6 separate regions of the Homo sapiens genome follow, and regions 2, 3, 4, 5 and 6 are each linked to region 1. The links are chromatin contacts, found by Hi-C in ENCODE. All regions are on one chromosome and are shown on one strand. The core of a region is the stretch at or near the end of the contact, and the rest is flanking DNA. Distances in the headings are between cores, read along the strand shown.

Region 1 (3,850 bases), core at 417-2,916:
AACTGCACCCAGGCTGCGAGGCCTGGTGCGGGGCACCGGGAGCACTGTGCTCCGTGTGCGCCCTGCGGCCGGAGGGCGCCGAGGGGCTGGCGCGCCGGACCGGTTATTTAGGGAAGTGCATCGCGACACCTTTGCAGATGGCATGGCCGTGTTTTGCAACGCAAACGGGAGGAAGGGAAGACGGCCGGGTGGAGGGGGAGAGCAAAGGAAGGGGTAAACCAGGTTGGGATGGGAATAAAGCAAACTCCTGAGCAGGGAGCGAGAAGGAAGGAGTGCGTGTCATCGTTGGGAGGAGGCTCCTACCCGGTCTCCCCGCCTCCCGCCCTCGCCACCCCCCTATTCCCTCCCCACCGCAGCCCTTCCCCTTCCCGGGCGAACCACACCGCCGCTGCCCGGTGGTGCGCGGGTCCTGTTTGTGACAGTCAGGCAGACAGGATTATCCGGATCATGGCCTCCCGGGCCCGCAGCCGCCGCCGTGGCTCTCCTGGGTCCCGGCGCGCCCCTAGCACCCGGACGATCGCAGGCGCCCCACGCCCGCAGCTCCCGCGGCGCAAGCAAGGGGAAGACGCGAAGCAAAAGAACACGGACCCGGGGAGAGGGAGGGCAGGGTAACGGAGGCTGGCGGGCACCTCCGACCTCCTTGGGGGCCTCCTCCCTTCCCTCCAGCAGTGCGGCCCGGGCCGGACATCCCGAACTTTAACACCCGAGCCTGCGCTGCCGCCAGGTACCAGAGGCAGGGACGTCCGCAGCGCCCGGGGCGCAGCCCCCTGGCAGCCCCTTTGCCTAAAGGCCTGCCTACCAATCAGCCTCCCCATCCACGCCGGAGGAAACGCGGAAAGTGGAGGTGACACCTCCGATCAGGCACGCACCGGCCCCGCGGCAGTGGCCGCTACCTCCTTCGCGCGTCAGCTCAGGCTTCTCCCGCTGCGATCCGCTCACGTCTCCGCAGCCGGAGCCCTTTGAACAAGTCCCTGGGAAGCGGGTGGCAACAGCGTCCGTTGGCGCCCCGCCGCCAGCCTGGGCTCCCCGCCCTCCTTTCCCGTTCCCCTTCCAACTCTTCCGGGGAGGGTTGCCCGGGATGAACAGTAGCGTTTCCATCCTCCTCCCCTGTCCCCCAGGCCTTCCCCCTCCTGCGGCCACCCCCCTCCCCGCCGCCTCACTTTTAAGGGGATGGGGGGATTGCAACCTGGCCCAATGTGTGTGTTGCAACCTTGAGTTGGCAGCGCCTCTGACTGCCCACTCAGGATCAAGGCTGTGGCTTGTTGGGATTTTTTTCCTCCTTTGCCCCCTTGAAGTAGTAATTATTACTGTTATTATTAGAACAGCAAGGTTCGGTTGAAACTTTCTCGTTTCTTCCACCGCCGCCTGGGAGCTGTCGTTAGAGCATTCCACCTGAGGCCCGCGGGGAGGAGGCGGGCTTTTTTTTGTCGCGGCGGTTGGCCCGCCTGTTTGTTTTGGTCTCCTTGCATGCACAATAAATAATAATTAGGATAATAATGGATAATCCCGGGCGAAGGCGGCGTGGTGCCGGAGGGGTCTGAGCGGCGGCTGCAGCGGGGCGGCCGAAGGGAGGGGAAAGAGGAGAAAAGAGTTGTAAGTTATATTTACCTTGCTCGCGAGGAGTGTGCTGGCTGAATCTCTTCCCTCTCTGAGTCACCCAGAGTACAGAAACAGAGGGAGAGAGGACTAGATTATGAATATGACTTCATTGATGACAGCCGTCCCCTCCTCTTCCTAAACTCGGGCTCCGCCCAGCGTCCCACCCTCGCCTCCTCCGCGGGCGCCGGAAGACGCGCCGCAGTTGGCCCCGCGCGCCGCTCCTCCCTGCCCGTCCGGGCGCGGGTTGGCGGGACGCGCCTGTCACTCGCTCAGCTCAGCGACTCCGGGAGCGCGGGGGGAGGAGGGGGCGGTGTGCAAGAATGTGGATCTAGACAGCTCTACTGTATGCGTGGATCCGTGTGTGACTGCAAGGCGCCGGCTCTCGGGCCGCGTTTGTGCCTGGAGCAGAGAAACTGCGCGGGATGCAGAAAGCCCCAAGCCCTGCTGGAGCTGGGCGCCCGCTGTCCCTTCCCTGGCAGTCCTCTTCCTCGGGCGCCGCGGGGCTCCTCCAGGGAGACTGCGGAAGGGGAGGAGGCGAAGCGAAAACGGAGGGCAGCCGTAGTAATAGCGCGTAGTAGTTCGGGGGTATGTGGAGAAGGTGCTGGAATTTAACTGTGCCTCCGCCTGCCAGTGCGAGCCTGCAGAGAGAGAGGGAGGGGACGGGGGACGGGCTCCGAGTGGCACCAAAGCTGTTTGTGGCACAGTGTGGACTGTGGAAAAAACGGGCATTGTCGTGCCGGCTGAAACTTTTTCTCCCCCTTCCCTAAGGCTGTCATTATAAATCTGCCCCCTATTCCAGGTAAAAAAATAAAAAATAGAAAAGGGAGGCGGGCACAAAGAACGTTCCTGCCAAATCTGTCTCTTCCCTGAAGGACTGCAAGCTTCCAAATGCCAACGAGGGAGAAACAGCTGAGAGGCTGAACGCCTTATAAATAAGTAAACCCACCCTAACCTCTCTGTTTACTTCGTGGACTAGGTACAGCACTATAACCTTCCCTCACCTGCCATCTTCGCTAAAATATATACAAAAATATGGAAAAACAAACCCTGGGGGCGGGGCTGGCGGGTTAGGGGGCGGCTGAAGCATGGAATCTGGTTTTGATTTAAAAAGGGGAATAAATCTCTTATTTTCTACAGACCGTAGTCTCTTCCCTCTCACCCCGCATTTGAGACCAATTAAGGCTGCAAATTGTAATTTGCTGGCAAGTCGCGGTTTTGAGACCTCTTTGCTCCAATTTTCCTTGAAATACAGTACTTTGGCCGGACCAATAGGTCGGTGTTTGGTGAGACAATTTTATTTTTAGTTTTATGAAGTGTGAAAGAATGTTAGGAGACTTTAAATCAGGGGCCTATTATTTTAGACTCAGATTAATGTAGATGCTTGACTCTTAAAACTGTTCCTATGCAGTAGTGTTATGAAAAGTATGATTTATCCCTTATTTCGTAATGTAATGGCTTAAATTAGTCATTCAAAGTGCACTGTGACTATCTGGTTGAGGATTCTTCCCCCTAGAGTAAAATCCTATTTTAAGACCATTTTACTGTTGCAAAATTGACTCCATTTGAGCAACTGGGTCTGAAATGCAGTTCTAGGATGCTTAAAACTTCAGGCTGGATAAGTTGAAGACAAGAAGTAATGGAAAGAACGCCAAATACTGCCATGTAGTCATTAAGAAGCAAGAATTCTTTATATCACTGGTCCACTGCTGGCTGAAGCAGAGCCCACTAGGGCAGCATTTTCATGATGGCTGGGAGTGTTGGTGATCACCCACCCTATAGCTTTCTAAGGTCTTGCTACTTGCTTGTTAACTTTAGCTTCATCATTTTCTGTCTATCTTGAAGTGAACCTCAAGACAACGAAAGATAACACAGCTAAGAGAAATAGAATATAGTGTGCCCTGAAGGATCCATTGTAAGAACTTGTTTTTCTGCCTGAGGATATGCCGGTATAACTATTAACTGAGAAATATATAGGGAGAAATTTTAAACAAGACTAGTAGTATAGTAAAAGTGTAACATAAATACTAACTTCTAACTGCCTAATAAGTCGCAACTAATAATATAGCCAGATAACCTACCTGTCTCTAATAAAGAGATTTAACCTAATAGCAATGCTTATTACATTGAGAGTATTAGGTTTTAATTTTTTTGGGGTCTAATTTGTTTCTCTGGCATGCCGGCCTCACATGCCAATTTTCAGAAATTGATAACTTCACTTTTATTCCCTTGTGAATAAATGCCCTTTATCCCC
Region 2 (3,850 bases), core at 521-3,020, 1.7 Mb after region 1:
TCATGCATGTTTCTTTACCTTTTGGAGAGTGGTCCTCACATTTACTTGGCTGTTCACAACAGACAAGCCTTGTCAAAGTCACCTAAGACTTCATGATGCCAAATTCAATGGTTTTTGCTCAGTCCTGGTTTATTGGACACAGTTGTTCACTCTCTCCCTCTTGACATACTTTCTTCCCATGGAAGGCAACCAATTGTCTCAGGGTGTCCCAGTCTCTTAAAGTCTCATGTACTGAGAAAATCCTCAGTACCAGGCAAATTGTGACAGTTCGTTCCTCTATTTTACAGATACCACTTTTACTAGGTTTTCCTCCTGCTATGCAGTGCCCTGGAGTTCAATTCTAAATCTCTTCTCAATCTGCATTCAATCTCAAATGAACTCATTCACTCCCATGGCTTTAAATATACATTTTTAAAATTACAAGTTTATATCTGCAGCCTCAACTTCTGCCATAAATTCCAGGTTGACTTTTCCAATTACACCTCAACATCACTACTTGATAATTTAACAGACCTCTCAAACACAATGAGTTCAAAACTAACTCAACTTTCCTGGCAATCTGCTCTTCCCATACCTTCCATACCTCCACACTTCTGCAAGTGGCAATTCCAGTCCACCAATTGCCCAGGTGGAAAACATTAAAGTCAATCTTGCTTCTTCTCTTTCTCCTACACTCTACATATCACCCATCAGAAAATCCTATCCACTTTCTTCTGAAATATATCCAGAATACTTCTCACTTTCTCTTCTGCCACCACCCTCGTCCAAAGCACCGGTATTGCTTTCCTGAGTTACCGTGACATCTTCCTAACTGCCCTCCCTCGTCCAGTCTATTTTCCACACTGCAGCCAGAGTGATCCTCATAAAAAGTCAAATGGTTCCACGCCCAACCTCAATGCTCACAGCAGCTTCCTGTCTTAGAGTAGGAGCCAATGTTCTACAGTCTCTGAGGCCTGTGACCCAGCCCTGCTTTCTCTATGACTGCATTTCCTACTGCCCACTCTGTTCAGGCCTCATTCTGCTTCCTTGCTGCTTCTGGAGCACGTCACTTATTGAAGTTTTGGGGACTTTGCACGTACTGTTCCTTCTGACTGGAATATTTTTCCTTCAGATGTCCGTCAAGTTCATTCAGAATTCTGCCCAAGTGTCTCCTTTCTAGATAGAGGCCTTCACGGATGATCCAATCTAAAAGCATCTCTTCTGGGTCACGATTTCATTCTTCAAAGCCCTCAATACTCCCTGACACAATCGACATTTTCTATTTGTCTGCGTCTGTCCCTCATTCTGAAAGGCAAACTCTATGAGGATAGGCCCTCTATTGTATTCACTGTTGTATCTTCAATCTCACTGCTGTGCCAGCAGTTCCTGACATAGAGACCCAATACATATTTCTAAAACGAATGAGTAAGCTCTCTACTATCTTTAAACGAAGCTGAAGGCAGTAAAGTTCTTCTAGCTTCTGTGATATCGAAGTTCTGTACTTTATGGACTAAACACTCTCCTGCTTCCAACAACAACAATCTAGCACTGATGCCACTAAGAGGGAGATGCTGACATGCCACCATGGGCATCACTCTAGTTTCACCAAGGCTGAGTTGATTCCTCTGCTGAACAATGACAATAAAGAAACGTCTGCTCTGTGTGCAGAATGCCTGCCACTCTTTCCTTTTATCTTCCATTGTGAATTTGCAAGAAAATTATCTTGAGATCTTCATTTTCCGTCATGTCCCTTCCAGTGCAATCAGTGAAACCTAAGAATAGCCCAACCCCTTGAAAGATGAAGTGCAAAAGAACAACAGAATCAGAAGAATAAAAGAGGACCATATTTATCAGGCAATTAACCATTTAAGTCATCATGAGCTGTAAAATAAAAAAGGCTGCTTTATTGCACAGAAGCCTATACACATAACAAAAATAAATGCCTTCTAAGCTATGAGACTTTTTTTTTAAATAAATGTTACATATACAAACATGCCATGTAACCATGGTGTTTGGTACATATCCAGGATGTGGCTTTTTACATCCTTTTCTTCAGTCAGAGCCGTTATGGTCCAGCTAATTCATTCCATTTCACTTCAAAATTGTTCTATTCTCACTTTTAAAAATAGGATTTTTCCCTCCATAAAATATGTAGCTTAAGGTTATTAACCACCTACACAGTCTCAAATCCTCCTTACTTCCTTAGGGCATAGATCCTAACTCTTTCTTCTCTTGTCCTCTCGCCTCCCCTCCCCTCCTTTCCTCTGAGACAGGGTCTCCTAACTCTTCTCTTGTATGTTACTCTTCTTTTGTATGTCTTCTCTTCTCTTCTCTTCTCTTCTCTTCTCTCTTTCTCTTCTCCTCTCTTCTCTTTTCTTTTCTGAGACAGGGTCTCACTCTGTTGCCCAGGCTAGAGTACTGTGGCTCAATCATGGCTCACTGCAGCCTCCAACTCCTGAGTTCAAGTGATCCTTCTGCCTCAGCCTCGCAAGTAGCTGGGACTAAAGGCATGTGCCACCATGCCTGGCTAATTTTTCTTTTTAACTTTGTTGTAGAGATGAGTTCTCACTATGTTGCCTAGGCTGGCCTCGAACTCTTGGCTTCAAGCTATCCTCCTGCCTCTGCCTCCCAAATTGTTGGGATTACATACAGCCATGAGCCATTGTGCCTGGCTTCTACTTTGAACAATCAGAAAATAGGCCGGGTGTAATGACTCATACCTGTAATCCCAGCACTTTGGGAGGCCAAGGCAGGCAGATCACTGAAGCTCAGGAGTTCAAGACCAGCCTGGACAACATGGAGAAACTCCGTCTCTACAAAAAAAATACAAAAATTAGCCAGGCGCAATGGTGCGCCTGTGGTCCCAGTTACTTGGGAGGCTGAGGCAGGAGAATCGCTTGAGCCTGGGAGGCGGAGGTTGTAGTGAGCCAAGATTGTACCACTGCACTCCAGCCTGGGCGACAGAGCAAGGCCCTGTCTCTAAATAAATAAATAAATAAATGAAAAGACAATAGTATATTACAGTTTCATTTTAACAGAGGTACTGATTATAGACTTGTTTGCCTGAATAGGTGGCTGGCACCAGAGGGTCTCTGGTTAATCTATTCACACAGCTGTGGCAATAGAGAATGCCAAAGCCAATAAGTGAGTCTACACACAGGGTTATTTACTAGCCACAGCTGCCTTCTAGCCCTGGTCACAAAGGATTTTGGTAGGAGTGTCAAATAGACCTGGGACAAGTTTATCATCACATCTAGAAAACCAACTTCAAATGATGGATCCCCTTCATACTAAAAAATGCAAAATTTGAAAATATTTTATCTACTTAGAAAATGTTTATACACATAGTCATCAGACCTGATATTTATAGTTTTTAAAAACCCCAATAAAACAAAAAGAAAAATCAACATCAAACATACACCCTTCCTCTCATCTGATTTATCAGATTTATGACAGAAACCACTGTATTTTCTAAGGATATATCTGTAGGGTTAGTAAGTGGTCTTTGCTTACTACACCTTCTGAAATTCAAAGCACACAGGGCAAAATAAGTGTTACCTTTCTTTATATATTCCCCCCATTTGGAATACGTCTACCTTTAAAGTTTTTTTAAATGGGCCGAGCGCAGTGGCTCAAGCCTGTAATCCCAGCACTTTGGGAGGCCGAGGCGGGCGGATCACCTGAGGTCAGAAGTTCAAGACCAGCCTGGCCAACATGGCGAAACCCCGTCTTTACTAAAAATACAAAAATTAGCCAGACATGGCGGCAGCTGCCTGTAATCCCAGCTACTCAGGATGCTAAGTCAGGAGAATCACTTGAACGCAGGAGGCAGAGGTTGCAGAGAGCAGAAATCACATCACTGCACTCCAGC
Region 3 (3,850 bases), core at 715-3,214, 1.5 Mb after region 1:
CACCAATAATTATATGTAAGAGTGTTTTGGCGTATGGGGATGTGACTCTGGGAGAGCAGGGCTCTTTTTTGTCAGTCACATAAGGGTATATCTCTTTAATTGAAGTTGGGGTTGGGGGCAGGGGAATAATCGGAGGTTTATTCTTACTGTCCTTGTGCTCGGGGAGTCAGCCGCAGTCCCTGGTGACCGGCTCACATATCCTCATGTGGCTAGCAACACCCACCTACCATGGCAGTACAGGAGAACGCTTAACTCACTGTAATCTCCAATGCCTAAGTGCAAACGATTCTCTCGCCTCAGCCTCCGAAGTAGCTAGGACTACAAGTATGCACCACCATGCCTGGCTAATTTCTTTTACAGAGATGGAGGTCTTGCTATGTTGCCTAGGTTTCGAACCCCTGGCCTCAATCAAGCCTCCCACTTTGGCCTCCCAGAACCCTGGGATTGCAGGGGTGAGCCACCGCATCTGGCAGAGAATGCATTCTTTTACAAAAATGCCAACTCACCTCAAAGAAAAGTTGAGTGAAGAAGGATGAGAAATTGTGACTTTATCTTATTTACTTTGGTCCTGCTCCAAGGAAGATGACAGACTGAGGCCCGCATAAGGAGGGAGTCCCACATGGACTTGGGAGTGTCATCACCATCTCCTTGGGGCATGCAGAGAGCGGTCACCATCTCTTGACCTCTCTCCTCAGCATGCTCCCCACTTCCCTACTCTACTTCCTTGTGGTTTCCTTCCTTTGTGCCCTCAGTCTAGTGTCCTTACCCCTGTCCTGGAGACCCCATCTCTTTTCTCCAGTACATAGTGCCCCTCCTCGGTCCCTTCCTGCACATTCCACTCAGCTGGCACTATCGCTTTCCTTGGCCCAGCTTCGCCAGCTCTGAAAAAGCAAGGGGTGAGGTGCAGTCCATCAGATGGAAGAGATGATATAATTGATGATCAGATCCAGGGCAGGTGCCCAGCAGTAACAACTGTGGCAAATTTCTACATAAGCTAGCTGAGAAACAAGCTAATAGAATGAGCTTATTTCCCAGTGACAATGCAATCTAGTGTTCTATGACCGGCTCCTTGCAAAACAATAACCCTGGCATTATGACAAGATTCACATTAACTGTGCAGGGCCCTGTCTTGACTACCCAGGTGGCTAGCACCTACTTGGATAAGAATGTCCTGAGCTTCAAATCTCTTCCCTGATAAAAAGAGGGCTGCTGCTCTCAAGGAACTTCAGTCAAGGGGAGTGGGGGAAGACAGTCCCACACACAGACAAAAAACTAGGGGGTGAAAGGCCAATGAGTGGTGGGAAGGAAAGGGAAAGAAGCTTCCAGAAGTAAGTGCTGAATGGGAGATTAAACTTGGCTGGGGGCCACGGTGGAGCACAGGTGTAATGGAGGGTGGGGCCTCTTTCAAACCTCACTCGTGGCTGTGTGCACGCGTGTCCGTTCCCACTGGAGTGGCGGTGCTTTCTTGTGGCAGGGGATGGGTTGCTTCCCTCCGAAGTCTTCGCTAGAACTCCCTCCTCCTCCTGCTTCCTTTCACCTGTTCGTTCCAAACATACATTGAGCTGCACGTTCTGGGTTCCCTCACGAAGGAGATTTCAGGTCTATGCCCACTTGCCACGATTTTACTTTACTTGGTTCCCAGTTCTACTCCTTTCCCTGAGCTTCACAGTGTTGAGAAAAAAAGCCCTCAGCCTCCCCGAGTCCCTCAGGCCACGCACCCTCTCACTTTGCTAATTTCCAACCACTCGCTGCTGAGCAGGCTGGAGCACGCCCGCTTCGGACGCCCCGAAACACCCTCGGGCGCATGCTCAGTAACTCCCCCACGCCCCTACCCGGGCGCATGCTCAGTAACTCCCCCACGCCCCTACCTGGGCGCATGCTCAGTAACTCCCCCACGCCCCTACCCGGGCGCATGCTCAGTAACTCCCCCTACCCCGCCCGTCCCACCACTGCTGCCCTTCGCCGCCGCCCCCGGCAGTGCTCGCTCTCTCTAGGCCCCATGTAAATCGCTGTGTTTGCTGGGGAGCCCTTAGTTCAATTCTCAGGGGATTAGGGCCATTGAGATTCTTAATCAATTGCTGGGTTCCACGCGATCCTCTTTAGAAACTTTTTGCTTAATATGCATCTAGAGACATGCACGGCCCGCCTGCAGCGCTGGAGCCGATGGAGTGGAGCCTGGGAGGCTGCAGGCGACCCCCAGGCTTCTAAACAGCAACGTCAGTTTAATTATTGCAGATCCGTCACAGCTGCCAAGTCCTCTCTGTCTTCGTTGTTGTTAACGGGGAAACTTGCCGCCCGGTGGCTTTGCTTCAGGCGGAAGTCCGCGTGCTTTGATACCCTCAGGGGGCACTTACAGGCTAGGTGGACACAGGTGGGCTGCGGGACTCCGCGAATTTACCTTCCAGGGGAATGCACTGCACACATGCTGCACACAGGAGACAGGGAAGCCTGGCGAGGTTGGGTTTTCAGGCGCCACTGTATACACTCTCAGTTCCACTGATACCCTTTCTTTCTTCTACCCGCTTTCAGGCGCCACTGTATACACTCTCAGTTCCACTGATACCCTTTCTTTCTTCTACCCGCTTTCAGGCGCCACTGTATACACTCTCAGTTCCACTGATACCCTTTCTTTCTTCTACCCGCTTTCAGGCGCCACTGTATACACTCTCAGTTCCACTGATACCCTTTCTTTCTTCTACCCGGAGGCCCTGGTAGTTGGCTCTCGCCAGACAATGTAAACTGGCACTACAAGTGGAATAGACCAGACGTTTATTTTCTGGTAAGTCAGGCCTCTGTCCTGCCTGCACCTTTGGCCTGATTTTGATTAACGTTGTCAGAAGCGGATGCCATGTGTGGGGGTGCTGGCTAAACTTTCTGGAAGTGTCAATTGTAAACAGTGTTACCTTACATTTTGGGCAGCACTTTTGAGTTTCCAAAACATGTTCCCATGCATTATCTCATTGGGTTTCCTCAGTAGATTGGAAGAATGTGGAGGAACTTGCACCCTCTTTCACAGTGAAAAAAACCCTGAAGCTCAGAGCAGTATAGTATCTTCGCCAGAATTGCAGGACTAGAAAGTGAAAGAACAAGAAACCAGGTCTTCTGGTCCTTAGTCTGGAGACTTTTGGCAGTCACATATACTTTTTTATTATCTCACTAATAACTCTTGATAATCTTGTTGGATAACAGAACAGTTTGTTCATCCGTGTCGTGTTCTCTCATTGCATTAAGGAAGTGATGAGGGAGCTGATTTCTCAATTGTTTTTTAGAGCTATAATGCCTTGAAAATCATTCCCTTATCCTGGCTATCAGTAATTTGCCATCTCCTAATATGTAGTAAAAATAGTAAACGTAAAAACTAGCTGCCAAGCTAATGCCACAAACATCAAGTAGGAACTGGGTTGGATTCAGTAACATCGGTCCAGAGAGAGCACTGCTCCTCAAGATGGGTGCAACATCAAGGACTTAGGGATCAGGAATGTGCACGGCTCTCCAAATGGTTTTCAACCAAGGTGATGCTGCATTTCCTCTAGTAATTTCATAATTAAAAACTTAGTGATTATCAGAAATTTAGTTTTTGCTTTCTTTTTTGTTTGTTTTGGTTTTTGAGACAGGGTCTCACTCTGTTGCCCAGGCTGGAGTGCAGTGACACAATCATAGCTCACTGTAGCCTTGAACTCCTGGATTCATGCCTCAGCCCCCCAAGTAGCTGAGACTACAGGCAGGCACCACCATACCTAGGTAATTTTTGTATTTTTTGTAGAAACGGGGTTTTGACATGTTTGTCAGACTAGTCTCGACCTCCTGGGCTCAAGCGAACTGCCAGCCTTGGCCTCCCAAAGGGTTGGGA
Region 4 (3,850 bases), core at 804-3,303, 1.5 Mb before region 1:
TTGGCTTTTTATTATTTTACATTCTGTTTAGTATCAATGAAAGCACAGGCAGTTTTATTCTAGTGTTTCAAAGTTGTTTAGTTTTAAATTTGACCAGTACTACATTTGCGTTATAGGATATAATTTAAAAATCAGCCATTTTCAGTGTGGGAATAATAATATTGATCCACTTATTCTATGTTTGAGTAACTCCTCAATAACTTAATGCTGTAATTTGGAAGAACACTGTCTCTTCACATTTAAAGGAGAGTTTTGTTTGTTTGTTTGTTGCTTTTTTTGGGGGGGGCAAGAAATGATCTGTATCTTATAACCTGGCCCTGTTTGCATAGCAGCTAAACTTTTGGGTCTGGAACTTCAAATCCCCTGTGATGAGTATCTTTCTTTCTCAGTGGCCAACTTCAGCCTTTCTTCCTATCTCTACTAATTTTACTGCCATATTCCACTTTCCGTTTACTATGTCTGGCCCTGCACAGCAGACCAAAAGAGACAGCCATGGGACTACAGCAGATTAGAGAGGTGAAAAGGTCTCTCACTAGAGTCACACATGTTTCCAAATGGCCCAAATATACAGGATTTCAGTAGAAACATAATTAGAATGTTTTATTTTAGAGTCAGATTCTTTTAGTTGGAATGGACTTGGGAAGTTATCAAGTTGAACCCCTCCTTCCTCCTCCCCACTTCTTATAGGTAAGAAAACTGAGGGTAAGTGACTTGTACAATGACATAGAACATCAGAATTAGGACTGTCGAACTCCAGCCTCCACACTCCTCCGCAAATGTTCTTAGGGCTAATACAAAACTTTTTTTAAAGGCAAAGAACTCAAATGTACTGCCTTTAGTGTTTTAAGTAACTGTTTATCTATAATTTTGAACTCCATATTTTTTTCTAGAAAAAGCAAGTTTTATAAATCTGCATTCAAAGTTTGCATAAATACCTTAATGTTCTAATTATTTCCAAATGTAATTTTTGGTATATGGATTATTTTTAGAATGACGTAGAAATAAAATTTAAAAATGTTTTCCAAACCATCAGTAGGCTTTATTTTAAGGAGAAATGCCATACTTACTAGGTTTTTTAAAAAGAAAAATATTGTATATTTAATTCCTATTATTTGTATTTCCTCTTATTGGGAATTAATGATGTATGTCATAATCAATGTATTAGTGTAAATAATTTTCAGTCCTGGTATGCACGTCTTTACTTTTTTGATGAGGGTAAAGGTGCTTTTAATTGTTTTAAGAATTTTTGTAAACATTCATTTAATTATGAATTTTAAAAATGGAAATCTTTGTTCTTGTAGGTCACTCTTTTGTGGAACAAAAGTAAAATACTGGCAGCTGATATAGGTGGTACAAGCTGAGACTTGCCCAGCTGGGCTTTAAAAGTGTAGCAGCGCTCTTAAGTAGCAGTGAATGAACAGAATGAATATATGAACGGACTGCCCTTTATTCCATAGCAACCAGACGCAATACTGGCAACTATGCTATTATCTGATTTTTTATTTTCTTAATCTGAGTTTTTGGAAGGTTATGTTGTTTACTTTTTAATAGTATGGGACTGTGGCAGGAATTGTAATTACCAAGATTTTGTCTAATTATTTCTCTCTCTCTCCTCTCTGTGTCTCTCTTTCTGTGTGTGTGTGTGTGTGTGTCTGTGTTTTACAATTAGAAGTAAATCAGTGAGCTCAGACTTGAATTAGTTTCGGTATTGTGCTAAAGATGAGCAGTTTGAGCCCTAACCCTGTTAATTATTTGAAACAGTCAATTTAAGAGAAACCAAGAATATGGCAATTGAACTTCCCAATGTAACCTGATGCTCTCTGCAGCCTCATTTGTGGTAACAAATATGAAAGGATACATTTATATAAAACAGGAGTATGTTTCCTGTGGGGGAAAACCGCTTGTCATTTGCTTTTAACAAGGTGTAAATCCCCACAGATAAACCTTCTTGTAAAACTGTTCCCTTTGGATTTAGCCTCACCTTCAACAAAAAGGGAGATGTAATAAACGAAAGTATGATGAAATATTAGTTAGCTCTTGCATTTTTTGCCTAGAAGTTCCTCTTTTTTATTCTTTATCATTTTTTAAAATTTAATGCCGCTGTTTCAGATGAATTGAGAGAGTCAGAATATAATGCATTACATTCATTTTACTTTCTGTTAATGTTTTTAGGGGGAGAGATCTAAATAATATACTTTTAGATTGAACTATATTTCTGATATATCAACATATATACTGACTCATAAATTAGAATGGAAAATACAAATATTGAAAGTGTAATTCAAATGAATAGAAAGTGCTAAATACTTGCAAGCCTTAAATTGGGATTTGAATATAGAGATTGAGTTACCAGAGTAACTAAATACTAGACTGCTGTATTTGTTGGATGTGCAGAGAAGGAAACTCAAATATGGAACGTGGTCTTAATGTCTTATGAATCATTTTTACTTAACTTTTAAAATTCAGATTAATAGAGTCCTCTAAAAAGAAGGTTTTTTTGAATTTTTAGAAATAGCTCAGAGTTTTACGTTTCCCTCTGTCAGAATCTTTTCAGGATTCCTCATTGCCTCTTCGTCAGAGTCGTTTAAGAAATATTTATTAGTTATCACAGTGTCCCACAGAACAACCACAGTCTTTGCTGTTAGGAAGCTTATAGTCTCATGTCCATTTTCAAACTTGTATTTCACCACTTTTCTCTGTACTTCCCCTTTTTTGACCAGTCTACATTTCGTATCTGTGGGATCTGCATTTGTGAATTCAACCAGCTGAGGATGGGAAACACTTGAAAAAAGAAAACAATATATAACAACACAACAATAAAAAAAGTAAATACAGTATAACAACTTTATATAGCACTTACATTGTATTAGGAATTATAATTAATCTAGAGATGATTTAAAGTATACACGGGAGGATGTGTACAGGCTATACACAAATACTATGCTATTTTATATAAGAGAGTTGGGCACCCTTTTTTAAGATGGAGGTCCTGGAACCAATTCCCCATGGTTACGGAGGGACAACTGTATTATGTATTGGTTAAGAGCATGAACTTCAAAATGAACAGCCCTGGGTGTGAATTCGAGCTCTGCCACTGACTAGCAGTTTAATGTTAGGCAGATTACTTAAATTCTGTGAAATAGGATTAATAAAATCAACCTGAAAAGATTGTTTCAAAGACAGTATATGACATAGTCAAAATAGCACTGTGCCTGACATGTGAGTGTTTAATAAATGGCAATTGCTATTATTATCCTATATGGTCTGAATTCTGCCTTGTCATTTCTTTTCTCTAAAACTTAGTTCTCATCCTTTATTCTATTAGAATGTGTTTTCTACCCTACTTCAATTAATCTCTTCTAAAATTTGAGTGGTCCCTAACTTGATGGGTTCATTTCTAGTAATTTCTTATTATCTCTGCTAATTGGAAATTGTGATTTAGATTTTTGTTTGTTCAGTTGTAAATGCTTAATCTTTTTAAATTGTTTATAAGCTTACTGAGGGCAGAAGACTCCATAATCAAGGTTTTTGAACTCAGCATGAGACCCAGTGTCTTTTTCTAGTAGAAACAATGAATAGTTGTTTAAGCTTCAGATTGTCAATTTGGAATCTCTAATCAAATTTTAGAAAACACATTTCACTATTTAAAAATTTTGTCTAGTTCTGATTTTACAATGACCTTTCAAGCAATGCAGTCTTACTTTTATTATTTCCATTGGATTTATTTACTTCTTTTTTTTCCAAAATGAATTTAATGGCATGAATTCATGAATTTCTGGATATTTCTTCAAATAGAGTATCATGTAGCTGGCAGTGGATTGGGCTGACCTTAATCCAGGTCTTTTTCTTC
Region 5 (3,850 bases), core at 1-2,500, 1.3 Mb after region 1:
AACACTCAGCTCCAGCACGTGTGTGATGCTTGGGCCCACTCAGATCCCTTACCGGATAGGCTCATAGGTAACAATCATTGCACTTATGACGTGATGCTGCCATTTCCCCTCACACTGCCAAACAGTTGTCCCTGGGGCAGACTTGGAAGCTGTATAAAGTGTGGTGCTAATGGAAAAATCTGGTGGCAAAGGGCATCACAGTGTTTTGCAATTAATTTTTTTTTCCTGTAAGCTGCATTGTTGAAATGGTTTGACATGCAAACCATCCCTCCCTCCCCGACCAGTGTACAGACTTCCAGGTCTCCACCCTAGCGTGTTCTAAAAATCAGTGTATCATCAGGCTGATTCACCACTTGAAGAGGTGGGGCACCGGTTGGGGTACATGCTGCATAAGCTCAGCAGGTACTTCTGCCTCCTCTGCCAGGTCACAAGAAGACAAACCAGTCTTTGTCCTCACAGCTGAGGGGGAACATGCCAAACGGGTTGCCCCAAAAAACATATTCGTGGTGCGTCCCTGAGTTGAATAAAGCATCCCAGTCAATCCACCTAAAAATGCTGAGGGAAAAATAAATAAATCGGCTGCACCGTGTTGGGTAGACAGACTTACATGAGGGGGATACTGAGAACAGAGGAAGAGAGAACTTTTTTCTGGTTTTAGTTAGAAAAAAGTAAGAGCTGATGCACATGAGTAGGGTTTTTAAGATATTAAGCACTGGGCATATAAGTTACTGGAAATACCCCATCTCTCTCTTTGATGTTTTCAGTTTGGAATATTCTTCCCCCTTTCTTCCTGGAGAGTCTTAAATGTACCTGCTGTACAGAAACACTTCAAACGCCTTGGCCTAATGGACAGTGGATGCAAATGGAAAAGGCACTCAGTAAACTGGGCAGGGATGGGAAAATTGGGCAGGACAAGCTGAATCAATGTTTTCACAAAATTATTTGCAAAGCTGATGGATGGGATTTATCAACTAAACCAAATATTGTGAGACTAAATTCAGAAAGCCACACAGCTATCTTTTGATTCTGCCTAACAGAGATCATGTCCAAAGTAGAAAAGATCCCTGAGAGAAAACTTTTCCAATGGAATAAAATCATGAAAAAGGAACTAAAATAAACTCAGTACTAGTAACTATTAGTAGCAAACTGTTCCCATAAATGGTTACTCTAGTACTACCTCCTTTAAGTAAAGGTTTGTATGGTGAAATTCCAATTCCACAACCTCTGATCCAGTTGGGAGGGAAATCAGGGATCAGGCAAATCTGGCCATAAACAAGGTAAGAGTACAAAGATTTAACTTTCAGGATACGAACAAATCCTACAAATCCAACAATTTGTCCCTTAGCACAGCTCTCCCTTATGTCTATAGTTCTGTTTTTCTATCTGTTGATTAGAGTGGCCTTCTCTCATTTTTATAGAATATTGTTTAATCTGAGTTTCAGCCATGGCTTGCTTTAACTAGGGTAAGAAATCTGGTCACTATATATATTTTTAAATCTCAAAATAGCAGCGTACTTATTTTTAAGTGGTGAGATAACTCATCGTATAGAACTACCAGCTGAGATGACTAATGCTATATGTACAAATGGGCCGCATTTCAAAAACCTGTGTTTTCCGGATTCATAATGAACTGCAGCTCAAAAGCAGAACCAGGCTTAGCCTGTAAAACATGAGCATACTTTTCCTAAAGCATGTGGAAATGAGTAACTCAGTTAAGGCTCACTCCAAAAATATCCAACAGAGAAGCCAAGGAAGGAAAAAGAAAAGAGTCTGCTTTTGGTTTTTGAACTTAGAATTTCTACAACTGTTTGAATGAATCTTATAAAATCTGATTTCCTGGATGGGTCTCCTTAAAGGTTTTATTAGAGAAGTCTACCCAATGCAATTAATTTTTTTTTTTGGTCAGGAAAGAGCAAGAACTTATCGTTTCTGTGAATTTGAGAATTATGATAATATTTTTCATGCCAGATCAAATCAAACCACCTTTTATAGAAAAGGAGCCAAAGCGGTGACTGTGAGCTTTAGTCACGATCATTTTCCTCTAAGCCCATACAAACCTTTCTCAGAAACTGCACAAAGGAGATGAACTGAAATTATCCCAGACACAGGAAGAAGGCAAACCCTGGAAAAGGAAGCAAATGAGCTATACCTTTGATGGGCTCAGCTAGCCCACCCAACTCATTCAAGAAAGAGGGGAAGTGCATAATCAGAAATAAATGCCAATACTCACAACGAGAAGTCTGCTGAGGAAGAGCAGAGCACAGAGTTTTCAAATCCTTGTAGGAAGGGCTGTTTTAACCCTTTGACTGGCTACCCAGTCTCTTAGAATAATAGCAACAGCTCGAGTTCTTAACACAGCGAATCTCCCTGTTGGGTGTTTATTTTGTATGTGTTTTTTTCTTTCTTTCTTGTTGGCACCTATAAAGTTGGTACCAGGCAAAAATCCCCAACCAAAGGGTTTCTTTGCCCAGTACCCAGGAGCAGGAGCACAGATTTTTCTCCTTCCTACACTCAAATAGGCTGGTACTCACTGGAAGATAAATCATCCTTTCTTGGCTTAGCTGGAGAGCTAATCGCCTGTCTGAAATCTGATGCTTAAGCCATTATGACTGGCTCAAGGCTTGGGGCAAGAAAGCTTATAAGGCGAAGCTGGCTACAGGTTAAAACAAAGCCTTAAGAGTTTATGAAACAAGCAAGCTCTGATGAGCCAGGGGCTTTTCAAAACCTCTCCGGGGGCTGGGTGAATTCTGAGGTTCTGATTAACCACACAGGCAAGACTTCAAAACCCAGGGTGTCCCCCATTTGTAGGTGGTCCCAACATTTTAAGGGTTATGAAATTGAAATCTAAGAAGTAGTTACATTATCTTCTCAAACACCACCACTATAAGAAAATTATTTCATCTATAAATTTCAGCGTGAAATTAGCCTTCAAAAGACTAACAGCTACAGTTTCATTGAAAGTTGAAATGCATAATCTAATTAAATGCAATTATTAAACACACTAATACTAGGATGAAGCTGTATGATGCAATAAATAAAGGAATAACAATATGTTTATTAATTTGAAATAATCCATACTAAGAAAAAAAGTAACTTACCAACATAATCCCTATCAGGGAGGACGTTTTATTTTTAAACACTGTACTTTAGGGTTTTATGCAGTTTTCTGAACTACATCCTTTTCACTTGATCTGTTTAATCAGAACTTCACAGATATCACACTTCTGATTTTAAATGTCAACATAATAAATAACCTTGAACAAAGGAAAAATGTTCTCCATGTCCAACTTCTGGCTTAGTCATTAGCTGTGTGAGCTCAGCAACTTGTGTTTTGTCATCTGAGAGTATGGAAGGAAGGCTGGACAACTGAAATGGAAACACACCCTTTTAGTTCTTACCTACGTGCTTATGGCAGGCTCCTACCTATGTGTTTATGTCAGGCTCCTACCTATGTGTTTATGTTTTACCCTCTCAGCTATTCTAATAGCCTCCAACACACTACTTATGGGAGAATACAAAGCACAAATAAGAACACACATTTTAATCCTTCTGCAAATTCATTCAACCAGGAGACCCTGAAAAGTCACGGAGGGTACCCATGAATTAAAGCAGCCATAGTTTCTAATCAGCAAACTCTCTGCCTTCGGGGTAATGCTAACACAGATGACAGGTCTAAGACTCACCACCACGGGCGCACACTGCCTCTGCTGTGCTGTGTGTTTCCTTACAGATGATCTCAGAAAACACCAGGTGGGTTCTAGCCAGACCAGTCACTGCAAACTAGTCTTATACTTGACAAATAGCACGTAATTCCTGCTATCAGGTTCACCGCAGTGGGCTCAGAGTTCTG
Region 6 (3,850 bases), core at 534-3,033, 1.3 Mb after region 1:
CTGGCCAACATAATGAAACCCCGGCTCTCCTAAAAATATAAAAATTAGCCAGGCGTGGTGGTGTGTGCCTGTAATCCGAGCTGCTTGGGAGGCTGAGGCACGAGAATCGCTTGAACCCAGGAGGTGGAGGTTGCAGTGAGCCAAGATCTCATCACTGCACTCCAGCTTGGGCAACAGAGTGAGACTCCGCCTCAAAAAAAAAAAAATGTTCTACAGACCAATATCTATAGCAAGGTTTATAAGACAGACACCAAGCTTCTGGCTCTTTGGTTATGTAGTGGTCATATATCTCTGATGATGACTGAATGAAGCATATGGGGAACTTCATTAACGTTCCTTTGGTCATTCAAGGCCTTCCATTAATCAATCTCAGCAAGTGTACTTTCTGAGTGTCTTGTCTCTTGGAGGTGAATTTACAGATGAGAGAAGATATAAACAAGTTGCCTCCTTTCCCAGTGAAACACTGATGTCTTCTCCCTCTTCTAACTCATCTCAACTTGGTCTCTGAACTTAGCGCTGTGGACATACCATATGTGTCCTTAGGCAAGAGGATCTTCAATTGGTTCCTGGGTTCATTGGACCCCTGTGGCTTTCCAACACAGATGACTCAGTCTCTTGCATCTCAGTGTGAACACCTAGGATGACCGTTTTTCTGCTCTGGAAAGGAAAAACACTGTGCACTTCTGCCTGATGGCAGAATCAGAACCCAGGATGGAATGCAGAGGCAGCAGCTGAGAGGGCAGCAGTGCAGCACACTCTCCTCCATGCCACCTGGGTTTCCAGAGGAGACCATGATTTTTTTTATTATTTTTTGAGACAAAGTTTTGCTCTTGTTGTCCAGGCTGGAGTGCAACGGCACTATCTCGGCTCATTGTAACCTCCGCCTCCCGGGTTCAAGCGATTCTCCTGCCTCAGCCTCCTGAGTAGCTGGGATTACAGGTGCCCACCACCATGCCCAGCTAATTTTTGTATTTTTATTAGAGACAGGATTTCACTATGTCGGCCAGGCTAGTCTCGAACTCCTGACCTCAGGCGATCCACCCACCTCAGCCTCCCAAAGTACTGGGATTACAGGCATGAGCCACCGCACCCGGCCAACCATGATTTTTTAAAATGTGCATTCATAAGGGAGTGAGCTGACACAGAAACTCATGGGATTAGCATAAAGAAACATTACTTTCTAAGGGAAATGTATGAGTCATTTTTTTTTTTTAAGACTGCTGTGAGTCAAGTTCTATGGCCAAATTCTGGATGAATACAGGATTTATAAACACTTGATATATTGTACAAGCTGTAGAAAGACTTCCTATTGGGCAATGGTATCTTTGCAGAATTTGTTTTTTATACTGGGAAGCAAAAGTTCCACAGGGAACAAGTTAACTCATAAGGTTTAGTCACTGGAAACTGCAAAAGACGAAAGCCTACAAAGATGAAAGAACAGACACTTTAGAGCTCCCTGATGGACAGGAATCCTCCTTATCAGAGCCCTTCCTCTAGAGCAGCATTTCTCAAAGTGGGGTTTCTGGACCAGAAGCATCAGCACCACCTGGGAACTTGTTAGAAATGCCAATTCTTGAGCCTCTTTCCAGACCTACCGAATTGGAAAGTCGAGGTTGAGGCCCAGCAGTGTGTTTTCACAAACCCTCCTGGGGATTCCGATGCACACCAAAGTTTGAGAGCTACACGTTTCTAAGAGACAATCTAGGCAGACTGTACACAGGAAATGGCTTTCCTTTCACAAAAATATGTAGTCCCTAGTGCCCTAAGGCATCCACTGTAGATAATAGGTTACATTCTCTCTCTGCAACTAGGATGGTACTGGTATGTACCATCCCTGGGGATTATTAAGAAAATAGTCATCCAAATAGTTGTCATTGTTCTATGATTAAGTCCCCAGTGACAGTTTTGTTGCTGTCCGCCAATCAACTAAGCCATTTGGTTACACAGCAGCACTTCACTTCGAGGAACCAGTTTTTGTATGGATAAAGAAAATCTAAGTTACGCTGTGACAGCAAGTCACTCCCTAGCTTCTCTGGCTTAGCATAATAAAGGACTATTTCTTGTTCCTAATACACCTGCAACACAGCTTGGCAAGGAAACTCTATTCCACGTAGTCACTCAGGGTCGACACTAATGGGATGTCTGTGTCAACACTTGCTTCCGTGATCATCACTGTGACAAGGGGAGTACAAGATACGGTAAACTGCACTGGCTTTTGAGGCTTCCATCTGGAACTGACACATAACCTTTTCTGTTTCATTGGAGAAGTCACATGGCCAAGTGTAACTTCAAAAGTGTGTGGGTAGTACATCCGATCCTGTTGTGCCCAGAAAAAGAACTGGAGTATCTGAGAACAGCCCTCGTGACTGCTATTCAAGGTTACGAGTGGGCCACAATGGCCATCATGCAAAACTATGTGGTCACATTCAAGAAATAGCAGGGCTAAGAGTTTCCAGTTTTTACCTTCTTTCACTATCTCTTTGATTATATTGACTCTCAAATCTGCACCTTCCTTCCCAAGGTTTTTTTTGATCAAACTTTTTCATTTTCTTAAACTTTAAAAAAAATTGAAGTTAATATACATACAGGAAAGCACACACGTGTGTCTACAGCCTGATGAATGGTCACAAAGTGAGCATAACAGTGCAACTACCCCCCAGGCAAGAAATTGACCATTACCAGGAGCCCACCAGCCCCATTTGGGCTCCTTCCAGCTCCCTCATGGCAACACTCCTGACTTCTAACACCATCAGTTATTTTTTTACACTCATTCATTCAACTAGTATTTCTCAGCTAGGCACCGGAACTTCTCAGTCCTGGCAGATGGTGTTACAAACCGAAGCATGAGATTTCATCCTAATAAGCTTCCTGTTGGAAGACTGGATTTTTCTGGGGGTGGGGGTGACATATTTTAGGCAGGATTGGGGGTGGGTGAGCTCTCTGAACTCTCAGGGATTTTACCTAATAAATATTTTCCTTATTACCTGTTTAAGCACATCCAGTACTTCCTAAAAGAGCAGATGGGACCATAGCAAGAATCTCTTTGCTGCCCGACACATGAGAAGCGGCCTGCCCAGCTGGCACTTGCTCTCCTACAACCAGCCTCAACAAGGCATCGAGCTGCCTGCACCAGTGACAGCAAAGCAGCACCTGCCTGTCTGCAGCTCAGGGATTTTCTCTCGCCCTCAGTCGTACAGCCTTAGCCTTCCAGGTGGTTTCTAGGGCTGGGTAACTAGTTCCTTCTGGGTTGGGGAATGGGGAACAAGTGTAAAAGTTATTTTGGCTCAAATACAAGATTGACATTTGGTTTTAGAAATAGGAATATTTGTTATGCAGCTTCCATTTTATGAAAATGAGGGATATGTTTTCCATCCTCTTACCTATTTAATCAACAAAGGTCTTAATGGAGATGCAGTGGGCAGCTGGATTCTTAAAATGCCAGCTCCTTCCCAACATCCTCTAAATCAGACATTTCTGTCTAAGCATGCACCTGCAAAAATGATATGTTGTTTTCCAGCTTCACTGCAAGATCCTTGCCAGAATTCAGGATAGGTATCTCAAGGATATCATTACAAGTTCCAAATAATGCCATCTTTCATGCTTGAAAAGCCATGACTGTCTGGTCCCTGCAGGGAGTAGCTGGTGCCTTCAGTGGGGAGGGGTTCGAGCGTGAGCAGCTCAGGAACGTTGTGGTCTACGGTTCAGCCACATCCTTTGTGGTAAGAAACTGCAACAAAATGTACTTTATATTTTTATAATCAGCTGGCTTTTAAATTACAGCCATGCTGAATAAGAGCAGAGAAAACGTATGATTAGTAATTTCCTTATGCAGAAAGTAGAACAGTTTCTG

Evidence for each region. A loop is a pair of places that touch in the nucleus more often than their neighbours do. Pooled maps may share reads with other maps.
Region 2: a map of CD8-positive, alpha-beta T cell shows a loop between it and region 1 (18-fold over the local background). The contact joins the enhancer-like site here to the promoter of SMARCA2 in region 1. A Hi-C loop is called at or near these places in 3 of 168 maps with a recorded cell type or tissue (CD8-positive, alpha-beta T cell, naive thymus-derived CD4-positive, alpha-beta T cell and natural killer cell), 2 of 37 single-sample maps with no recorded cell type and 11 of 50 pooled maps.
Region 3: a map of CD8-positive, alpha-beta T cell shows a loop between it and region 1 (12-fold over the local background). The contact joins the promoter of DOCK8-AS2 here to the promoter of SMARCA2 in region 1. A Hi-C loop is called at or near these places in 1 of 168 maps with a recorded cell type or tissue (CD8-positive, alpha-beta T cell), 1 of 37 single-sample maps with no recorded cell type and 7 of 50 pooled maps.
Region 4: a loop to region 1 is called in a map with no recorded cell type, with 7 times the contacts of the local background. The contact joins the enhancer-like site here to the promoter of SMARCA2 in region 1. A Hi-C loop is called at or near these places in 1 of 37 single-sample maps with no recorded cell type and 3 of 50 pooled maps.
Region 5: a pooled map shows a loop between it and region 1 (3-fold over the local background). The contact joins the promoter of KANK1-AS1 here to the promoter of SMARCA2 in region 1. A Hi-C loop is called at or near these places in 2 of 168 maps with a recorded cell type or tissue (chondrocyte and endothelial cell of umbilical vein) and 5 of 50 pooled maps.
Region 6: a map of ascending aorta shows a loop between it and region 1 (7-fold over the local background). The contact joins the enhancer-like site here to the promoter of SMARCA2 in region 1. A Hi-C loop is called at or near these places in 1 of 168 maps with a recorded cell type or tissue (ascending aorta), 1 of 37 single-sample maps with no recorded cell type and 8 of 50 pooled maps.

The regions. Positions count from the first base shown.
Region 1 is chr9:2,013,163-2,017,012 of GRCh38, reverse strand. SMARCA2 (SWI/SNF related BAF chromatin remodeling complex subunit ATPase 2) reads right to left here and starts at 1,666. Exons shown (of 34, transcript NM_003070.5): 1 at 1,609-1,666. RefSeq lists silencers at 1-6, 307-476, 1,617-1,956 and enhancers at 664-1,220, 2,007-2,056, 2,117-2,166.
Region 2 is chr9:275,936-279,785 of GRCh38, reverse strand. The region is part of intron 2 of DOCK8 (dedicator of cytokinesis 8); the gene reads right to left. Among named protein-coding and RNA genes, the nearest start is that of DOCK8-AS1, 62 kb to the right of the region's middle. Within about 2 kb of position 1,770, at least 6 of the 41 ENCODE cell types and tissues checked have a DNase peak (open chromatin) inside an H3K27ac peak, as active enhancers do; they include CD8-positive, alpha-beta T cell and natural killer cell, where a contact is called at or near this core.
Region 3 is chr9:468,243-472,092 of GRCh38, reverse strand. DOCK8-AS2 (DOCK8 antisense RNA 2) reads left to right here and starts at 1,964. Exons shown (of 2, transcript XR_002956871.2): 1 at 1,964-2,779. It also overlaps a transcript of KANK1 not described here. RefSeq lists a silencer at 1,877-1,926 and enhancers at 2,037-2,186, 1,689-2,214, 2,747-2,846, 3,087-3,136.
Region 4 is chr9:3,506,759-3,510,608 of GRCh38, reverse strand. All of the region lies in intron 1 of RFX3 (regulatory factor X3), which reads left to right. Among named protein-coding and RNA genes, the nearest start is that of RFX3, 17 kb to the left of the region's middle. Within about 2 kb of position 2,053, at least 5 of the 41 ENCODE cell types and tissues checked have a DNase peak (open chromatin) inside an H3K27ac peak, as active enhancers do.
Region 5 is chr9:682,955-686,804 of GRCh38, reverse strand. It overlaps KANK1-AS1 (KANK1 antisense RNA 1), which reads left to right and starts at 1,250. Exons shown (of 3, transcript NR_198989.1): 1 at 1,250-1,277. All of the region lies in intron 2 of KANK1 (KN motif and ankyrin repeat domains 1), which reads right to left.
Region 6 is chr9:749,729-753,578 of GRCh38, reverse strand. LOC124902109 (a long non-coding RNA gene) reads left to right here. Exons shown (of 4, transcript XR_007061394.1): 2 at 2,994-3,228. Among named protein-coding and RNA genes, the nearest start is that of KANK1-AS1, 66 kb to the right of the region's middle. Within about 2 kb of position 1,783, at least 10 of the 41 ENCODE cell types and tissues checked have a DNase peak (open chromatin) inside an H3K27ac peak, as active enhancers do; they include ascending aorta, where a contact is called at or near this core.